Linked DNA regions of Homo sapiens: regions 1 and 3 are each linked to region 2. A link is an interaction called in ENCODE POLR2A ChIA-PET data of the cell type or tissue named here. Cell type or tissue: CD4-positive, alpha-beta T cell. All regions are shown on one strand. Each heading gives the region's core, and the rest is flanking DNA. Links, peaks and the distances in the headings are about the cores only.

Region 1 (3,012 bases), core at 151-2,650, 50 kb before region 2:
AGATGGAAACAGCTGGACTAGAGAATTCGGTTAACTTAGAGGAAACTGATTTATAGCAAACTGAAATACTTAACGATAACTATTTCATGTACTGACAGTACTAATATGCCATAATGCATAAAGCTTTCCAATTCAGCCTTTTAATCAACTACTTGGATAAGAACATAACACATGCTATTCAAGTTGCATATCTGACGCAATCTAGGGAGGGCAGAAAATATGTTCAATGTTAAAAATCAGGCTTCAAAATTCCTGGAAAATAGAATAATAGACAGAAAACAAACAAGACAAAATTCCAATTCAGATGGAAAAACACTTTTCCCCCCTCACTATGAGCATAATTTCTGTCAACAAAATAATGAAATGTGGTGTTTATTAATAAAAGTAAAGGATAAGTATATATATCTATACACACACACACACACACACATACACACACACACACACACACACATATATATATATATATAAAATATATAGAGAGAGACACAGGGCCTCACTTTGTCACCCAATCTGGAGTGCAGTGCCATGATTAAAGCTCACTGCAGCCTTGACTTCTCAGGCTCAAGCAATCCTCCCACCTCAGTACCCCAACCCCTAGGCCCCTGCCAGTAACTGGGACTACAGGCACTCACCACCATGCCTGGTAATTTAAAAAAATTTTTTGTAGACACAAGGTCTCACTATGTTGCCCAGGCTGGTCTTGAGCTTCTGGCCTCAAACAATCCTTCCACCTCAGCCTTCCAAAGTGCTGGGATTACAGGTGTAAGCCACCTTGCCTGGCCTAATATTCTTATATTTGCATTAATCAGGTCATATCAAGATGGCAAAGAATCTGAAAACTCCATCTTAGGTGGAGAGATTTAGAAACTTATGATACTCATCCTGGAAAAGGTTCAGGGATGGAAAGGTACGATACTCATCCTGGAAAAGGTTCATGATGTTGTCTTTAAACACATGCAATGATAATATATGAAAGATGGATTTGATTTATTCTGTATGGATTCGAAGTAACAAGGAATAAATAGAATAAGCTGAAAGGAAATAAAATTTAACCAAAAATTTAAAAACAACTTCCCTCTAACAAGAGTTTTTCAAGCAAGAAATAAGCAGCCTTGAGGGTCCTTGAGACATTGTTATAGCTCGAAAAGTTCAAGTCCAGGCTGAAAACATTCTATTTGTCAAAGGCAGTAGATATTCCAAACCTAGCATGGTAGCCCACACGACCTCCATATTTCGACTAAAAGATTTTATAATTCTGAAATTAGGCATGATGCCTGTATTAAGGAGGTTAAGTGGAAGAAGAAAAATATCAAGTTAACATGAACCTGACACTTAGAAAAGAAAATGCTGTGTTTTCTTTCTAATCTCTCAATTACTTCTTCTAGGATTCCAGGGCATTGTCTGATTACTATATTACCTGGTGCTTCTATACTCTTAGAGGGGGACGTTAGTTCCTCATATGATATGACTATACAGCTAAAGCCACTGTGAAACAGTGCACTAAATTAGAATTTTGAATGCAGGAAAAGAAATTTACTAGTTGTTATCAGATCTACACAGACATAACCACTTCACCGCAGGTTGTTTACTTGAGAAAACACAGGAACATCTTTGCTAGTGGCTTCCTTTGCTGGAGAGGATGCTGCAGCACACCCAACTATTCTCAACAAACACAACGTATATCAAGTTCCTACACCGATGTCACTGCTTACAGCATTAAGATTAGCATCCTTCATTTAAAACAGATATGAATGATTGGTCCTCACTTAAAACAGGATAACTATACTAATACACTAATATATTAAAATCCAGTCACATAGTTTATTTTAAAAATTCCTATTAATAAGGAAAAACTTAATACCACCAAGGTGCTCTAACTCCTAGCATTGTACATCTGTCTCTTAAAATAATATGTAAAAGTTCTACTAAAAAAATTGAAACAGGAGCTCAAATACTTTTGGACATAGATTATAAAGAGGACATATTATAATAATTTGTTACCAATGGTTATAAAAATTTTTTATGGAAAAATGTCTAAACTTTAAAATTTTATTTTTAGAGATTAAAATTTTAAATATAAATTCTAAAATTTCTAAATTAATGTTTTCATCTAAGATATTACAATTAAAAAATTCTCTTATGGAAGAGAATGTTCTAATTATTTTTACATTCTATTTAAAGGGCACTATGGAGGTAGCAGTTAAGAATAAAGGCTTTGGAATTAGATACAAGTAGGAAGAGACCCTGGCTCCATTATTTGCTAGCTATGGAACTTGGGGAGTTATTAAACCACTCCAAGCCTGTTTCCTTGCCTATAAAAATGAGAAAACTAATACCATAGTGAGGTCATATTTGTAAATCTCCTGGCACAGCATGAGTGTGCAATCAGCAAAACAGAGCCCACAGTGCCACCAATCCGCACAAGTAAAACTAAAACACATTACAGGTCCTAGACAGCCAGCCTAGGTGCATGTATCCCAGTATGGCTCCTCTCCTGCCTTGCTTCTTTGCTAATATCCTCATGGCATTAAGTAACCACCAGTCTTCAAGTGGACATCCCTGAGGGATCCCTTTCTGATGCACCATCCTCATTAGCCAACAAGCATGCTCTAATGCCTCCTCTTCCTCTTCCATCTTCAAAAACTCACCATTCCTTGACTCTCACATCTTCCTCCTGCCAAGGCCTGAATATTTGGCTTCCCTTCCCAGCCGATTTCCCAAAAGAATTAGCTAGAAGCTTGGTCTCCACTCCCTTACCTCCTATTCACATCAAACTGGCTTCTCCCACCACTGTGCTGAAACTGCTTTTATCCAATCAATTATCAGTGACCTCCAAGTGTCAATCTTAATGGATACTTTGCAGTCCTCATCTTAATTTACCTCTCAGCTACTTGCAAACCTGCTGATCATTCGCTCCTTGAAATTCTCTCTTCTCTCAGCTGCAGTGATTCTATCTCTTCTGAGTTTCATCCTACTTCTCTTTCTGTACTAGACCACCAAATGTTGAAA
Region 2 (3,012 bases), core at 367-2,866:
TAATATCTGCTTAATCTTTTTATTCAAAACCAGATGGTCTAATGCTGAGGTCTAGCAACCCCTTAAGTAAGAGTTAAGAGCTCCACCTACTGAACTTGATCTAAGATTCCTTGGGATAGGAAAAAAGGGTCCCACTTAAAATACAATAAAGTGTAGAAATTTCTTCTGATGATTTTTCTATCTTATTATCTTAATAACCCCTTTAAATCTTCCTGTTCTCATATTATTACATATTTTCAGATAAAGTATATCAATGATTTAAACTCCATCTCTGAGCTGCTGAAAAAAAAGAAACGAGATTCAAGCACAGGCTCACCTAATTTTGTGGTAATGGATGATGACTGCAAGTCACAGTGGCGGCGGATGTTGTGAGCAAGTTCATTACAAATTTATGTCTTACTTAAGCTTCCTTCCATCTTGCAGCGGAGCGAAGTCTCTTGGGTCAGATTTCTTCAACTATAACGGCTGACATTTTCAAAGTTGAGTTATATCTTACTGCCCTCTGCATCTACTTTATGAGGGTTTCTGAATTAAGGCTGGGCTGTAAGGTGTCTTGACTCCTTTGGTAATTGCATCATTTCCTGGCCGTGTCTAGTATATAACGCGGAGAAGTGAAGCAATTGCCCAGATAATAACACAGTTTGGAAAGTAGGAGGATAACAAACACAGTGGGTTTGAAGGACTTGCTTGGAGCCTTGGGCAGATGTCCTGATCCTTCACTAGGCATACCACCCACAGCTCTCTCAGCCTCGTTAGCCTGCGTGTGCCAAATAAATAAAATAGAACCGCGTGCTATGAGGCTACGTGACCCTTCATCACCCATATTTGTTGAGCACGCGCTCTGCACCCAGGACAGCGCGTCGCTCCGGCTCTTCGCCGAGAAACGCTCTCAGCTGGTGGCAATCTATCGTTAGATTTAGTAAAATGTTTAGAGGGACTTAACATCCGCGTGACAGAGAACGAAGAAAGACGGAGAGGGACAGAACTTAGATTTGGAAAGAGCAGCTAAAATGGTTAATAAAATAATAAAGCAAATTACAAGGCTCTGGACAGTACGCGTCCAGACAACACTTGTCTTGGTAAAGAGATTTACATGTTACGTAAAGAATGAGAATTTCCAGGATATATTTTCCAGCATGGCAATAGGAAGAGGATTAGATTTGGAGGGTATAGGTTTTTTCCTTAAGGGGCCATCCCGGCGCTTCCGAGAATTTGCTTCAATTTCAGGAAATAGATTCAGGGACCAGGACTCAGAACAAGAACAAAGTGGGTGTGGCTTAGACGCAATACTCTATCCCCTACTGGTTAGAGGAATTAAGTGCAGATTTTTAACACAACAAATATATTTAGGAAGAAGCGTTGTGCAAGTTCCCTGGTGGTCTAGTGGTTAGGATTCGGCGCTCTCACCGCCGCGGCCCGGGTTCGATTCCCGGTCAGGGAAGTCTTGTTTTTCTTGACATTCGTATCCTTCATGCAATTTAGAAGTCAAGAGTTTTGTGTAGTTTTCACTTGCTGGTTGGGTTTTTTTTTCATAGTTTTTTTTTTTCTTTATAGTTTTTTTTTTCTTTTTAAATCATAAGTTTTATGTACTTTTCATTCGCTTGTTGGGGTTTTTTAATCATTAAAAATTGACCGTTTTAAAAGTTTATTTAATCTAAGGCTTAAAATACGCCATCTCTATTTACAGGTAATGTAATTTATAATCAATCAAATAACATAAAGTTCTGTGATTCTAAAATTGTATTTTTCAGTTTTTAAAAATAATTTGGATGTGTTTACAAGCAGTCAGTTAAGCCTTTGTTTAACCTTGATTTTGTTTGACTAATAAAAGAGGAAGATAGTTTTATGAGGAATAATACTTATTCAGTATCATGCTTAGAGTTAATTTTTAGTTTTTCTGTACATTAAGATTATGTACTTTGGAGATTATTTGCCTATATTGGAGCTATTCCTACTCTCATCTCTATAAATATGAGATCTTTTCTGAGATGTATGGTTGGACATAGCTAGTTTATTGTGTTTTAATAACCCATTTAGTTAATGTTTTTTTGGCTAACTTTAAATTTTCTCTAAGAGATTTACACAAATATGGTAAATGTGTTACATCCAGAGTATCAATTCCCACTATATAAACCATATAGGCCCCTCAAAAATGCACCTACTTATCATTAGTAATTCCCACATTCAGGGTAAAGTAGAATTCTGGGAGTTCCTCAAAGGAAAATATGGCAATGTTGGAGTCAAAAAAAGAAAAATAGTGTTATATAGACATTAAGGGTTTTTTTGATCCTGAAAGTTCTAAACCATCCTAACCTTTGCCACTTACTGAGCTGTTGGATTTTTTTTTTTTTTTTTTTAATTTGAGACGGAGTCTCTCTCTGTCGCCCAGGCTGGAGTGCAGTGGCGCGATCTTGGCTCACTGCAAGCTCCGCCTCCCGGGTTCATGCCATTCTCATGCCTCAGCCTCCCGAGTAGCTGGGACTACAGGCGCCCGCCACCAGGCCCGGCTATTTTTTTTTTGTATTTTTTGTAGAGACGGGGCTTCACCGTGTTAGCCAGGATGATCTCGATCTCCTGACCTCGTGATCCTCCTGTCTTGGCCTCCCAAAGTGCTGGGATTACAGGCGTGAGCCACCGCGCCCGGCCCCGCCTTTTTTTTTTAAGGAGAAATTTCATCATAGCATAGAAACAGACTGAAAGCTTGATTGCAACTAAAATGAGTTTGTTTTGCTCTCCTTTTAGCTGTGCTGAGACTGATTGGGAAGAGGAGAATGCTGAGTACTTAATGTTCCAGGAAGTCCATTGTGATAGGTGCCATGGGGTTAAGAAAAGATGTGATTTTTGGTGCTTAAGAAGCTTTCACTTCATTGGATAATTAAGACAAAAATATGTTGCCACCATTAACAAAAATAATTGGCACCATTCATTGATTATTTGCTGCATATCAAGTACTTCAAATAATCACGATATATGGTAAAAGAAGGGAGAAGGAAGTGAGCACTAGAATCAAAA
Region 3 (3,012 bases), core at 151-2,650, 140 kb before region 2:
AAATGCCCTAAATGATTCTCTTTTAGCCTTTAGATTTAGGATCTGAATTGTTAAAGGACTAATCGGAGATCATTCAGTAGGTAAGTCTTCTATAAATAGGGAGTTTGCGGTGATGAGGATAGTTTTTAATCAGGTTCCTGATGTTTTCTCTTAAGGTTGTGCACATAGAAACCACTTCTGTTAGAAATAACGAATGATAACAGCTACCAGGAGCATGAGTACAAAGAAGTGTGAAGCTTTAGTCTAAATTACAACTAGGTTACAATTATTTATGTACTGTTCAGAGATGATAAAAATAGTCTCCCCTTCTAAACCTAGAAACATCATATTGTACAAAACATTTATTATTTAACTCTAGCTATGCTTATGAATTACCAAAGTTCATTTTACTCTAAAATCCATTTTTGGCCCTTCTTAAATTATGGATAAATCACTGGATTACTTTCAGATTGAAGAGTGTATATTAGGCTTCTTGGCCTTTTGTGTAAGATCAAGTGAAGGATTATATTAGACAACTAATTCACCAAAATGTACTAGTATTAATGATTTTATATTATAGAGAAAAACATTTAAGTTAAATCCAGTGCAAGTTGTCAGGCAGTAGTGCACTACTCAATTTCCAAAATGCACAATGACAGATACAAAGTACCCGCTGGCGTCTGAGCCAGATTTACAAGTAAGAAAATTAAGCTTACTAATTTTACCATTTTCTGGGGGAGTGTTTCCGTAGTGAAAACACTATCAAGAATCACAAACCAAGCATTTTAAATGAATGAAATAAAACACTCTGTTTTCAGCAAACTCTGTGTTTATCACAAGTATAAAATGAGGCTGTGGAATGAAAAAAAATCAAATATGGATTTCTGGCTCCAATGAGAAGAGGCAACCACACCATAACCCTCTCCGCAATGAATAAAACACCTGCTGGTAGAAATGTCAGCACAATCCTTTCTAATTAGAACGACTTTCAAAAGAAACTCGGAGGTACATCACTGAGAATTCACCAGCACCTTATTAGCCCTCGGGACGCACTCCAACATACCTTCACAAAAGGCTCTTCGTCAGGTCTGGCACAATAGAAAATCTGGATGTCCAAGGGTAATCTTTGGCCTCTCATTGTGAGCAGTGAGAAGTGTGGCTCTCTCTCTAATGAGGAACAAGTTTTCTCTCTACTCTGCTTCCACACCACAGTTACTTGTAGCCACGCTGAGCTACAACTGTTTTCTCAGTATCTAGTTTCCTGCATGATTGAGTTTCTGTTTCCCTCAGGAGAAGTTTCAACATTTCTACAGGAACACACCCAAATTAGGATTTAGAGCAAACACACTTCCTGCCAGGCATCGCTGTGAGACTGTAAAAGGACACTTTCACCTTTGAAACGGTGGTTTCCCAACACTATGATAAAACCCCATTGTTCATTTTTTTTCTTTTCCTTCTTATACTTTTTTTCCTAATCGTCCCTCCAGTGAACCTAGCTTTTCTAGCCCTGCCTTTTCAGAGTTTTTTTTCTTTTTTTTTTCTCCCCCGCCCCCAGCACCTTCTTTAAGGCTAAAGCTCCATTTAAAATGGTACGTGTGATCCCTGGTATAAGCTTGAATCTCAAAGGAAGGATGAAAAGGAGCCTTCGGTGGAGGTAGGCTTCATTACAGTTAGAACAAACGGCATTTCACTTCAATACTATGTCATGTTTGTTGGTGGGAGGGACTTAAAAGAATGGGAAAACATCTGGTTTACATGAGGTTGTGAAAGATGTCATCTTACATGTAGTTTTATAAAACAGTTGGCAGAGTAATACTTATCTTTTTACATTTTGGAATTAGTTTTAATGACTAATAAGCAGGATGAGTCCTCCTCTACACTTCAGATCACATGTCAGGAGGTTAGAAAGAAATACAGATCAGCACTGGATCAATTTTCAGTGATATTTCTGTGATTCTTCCAGATCCGAAGTGGCCTTTCAGTCTTGGGCACAGCTGCGGGGATCAGAGTGTATTGTATTGCTCACACTGGGGGTTATAAAGAAGACTCTAGCAGATACTTAGAGACCAGTCCACGGCCAGCAGAACTGACTCTCAATGCAACAGCCTGAGCACAACCTGGGACAGAATGCCAGCAAGACAACACTCTCCTCTGGGCCCCTGGGACTCCAGGACAGCGGACATTTATTATTTCCTATATGATGGTGGGTGCCAGGTGCTTTGCCAGGCACAGAGACATAAAGCTGCTCACAGTCTCCAGCAGGTGAGGAGACAGTAGAGAAACAATTCTAAATAAATGGGTGCCATTCCATGTGATTGTAAAAGGAAAATAAAATCTTGGGATCACAAACTCACTACAAAAAAAGGGAAAATTAAGCTTTGAAACTGAGCCACACAAACAAAAACCATCTTTCCTTTTGTTTCTAAACAGCTGTCTCCCCAGGTGGTCTCCCTCACCTGGACAATGTAAATTAACAGCTTATTTTCACAAGTCGGAAACAAGAGCAGACTAGAAATTGACCTTACTGCTCACCTCCAGACCAATGCATACTGGACTTCTTCCACGACTCTGTTTACTTCATCTTATGTAAAGTGCAGATTTACTGCGCACAAGGCATACATGATTGAGGGTTCCTCTACCCTCTCCTTTGCACATGCAACATTTGGATTCAGTGCACACTAATCAAAGACTCACAAGAAAGTAACCGTTTGTCTCATTTTTTCTACCCTCCTCTTTTCTCCTTCCTCTCCAGCCCACTTTTCCCCCTTTAAATACTGAAGCCCTCAAAACCCTCTTTGGAAAAAGTGCAGGACACAGATCCTACTGTGGCTTGTGTCTCTTTTTCCCTCCCTAACCAGATGCATCCTCAACCTTAGCAAAATAAACCTCTAAATTGATTGAGATCTGTCTCAGGCATTGTTTTTGGTTTATAGGATACAGATGCCAAAATCTACAGCAGACACTCAAAGGAGGTTGGGGTGACCTGGGGGGTTCTGAGATAGCTTATTCACAGAGGAGATGGTGCTTCAGTTT

What was found. Peaks named below come from ENCODE experiments on the same cell type or tissue, not always from the same donor. Only the 100,000 strongest peaks of a DNase experiment are listed, where the experiment ranks them.
Region 1: POLR2A ChIA-PET joins it to region 2 with 11 read pairs; 19 of 35 experiments call an interaction of 5 or more read pairs at or near these places.
Region 3: POLR2A ChIA-PET joins it to region 2 with 10 read pairs; 17 of 35 experiments call an interaction of 5 or more read pairs at or near these places.

Annotation. Positions count from the first base shown.
Region 1 is chr6:125,828,180-125,831,191 of GRCh38, reverse strand. The region is part of intron 2 of NCOA7 (nuclear receptor coactivator 7); the gene reads right to left. Among named protein-coding and RNA genes, the nearest start is that of NCOA7-AS1, 11 kb to the right of the region's middle. In CD4-positive, alpha-beta T cell, for the core only: no CTCF peak of the experiment used is centred there; a DNase peak (open chromatin) is centred at 1,611; H3K4me3 peaks cover 289 bases; H3K27ac peaks cover 2,305 bases.
Region 2 is chr6:125,778,676-125,781,687 of GRCh38, reverse strand. TRE-CTC1-7 (tRNA-Glu (anticodon CTC) 1-7) reads left to right here and starts at 1,370; the gene lies at 1,370-1,441. It also overlaps a transcript of NCOA7 not described here. RefSeq lists enhancers at 310-369, 197-745, 746-1,295 and a silencer at 1,250-1,519. In CD4-positive, alpha-beta T cell, for the core only: no CTCF peak of the experiment used is centred there; DNase peaks (open chromatin) are centred at 537, 817 and 1,337; H3K4me3 peaks cover 1,033 bases; H3K27ac peaks cover 937 bases.
Region 3 is chr6:125,917,462-125,920,473 of GRCh38, reverse strand. All of the region lies in intron 11 of NCOA7 (nuclear receptor coactivator 7), which reads right to left. It overlaps LOC124901397 (a long non-coding RNA gene), which reads left to right and starts at 1,432. Exons shown (of 2, transcript XR_007059741.1): 1 at 1,432-1,633; 2 at 1,943-2,294. RefSeq lists an enhancer at 1,056-2,255. In CD4-positive, alpha-beta T cell, for the core only: no CTCF peak of the experiment used is centred there; a DNase peak (open chromatin) is centred at 1,343; H3K4me3 peaks cover 935 bases; H3K27ac peaks cover 1,365 bases.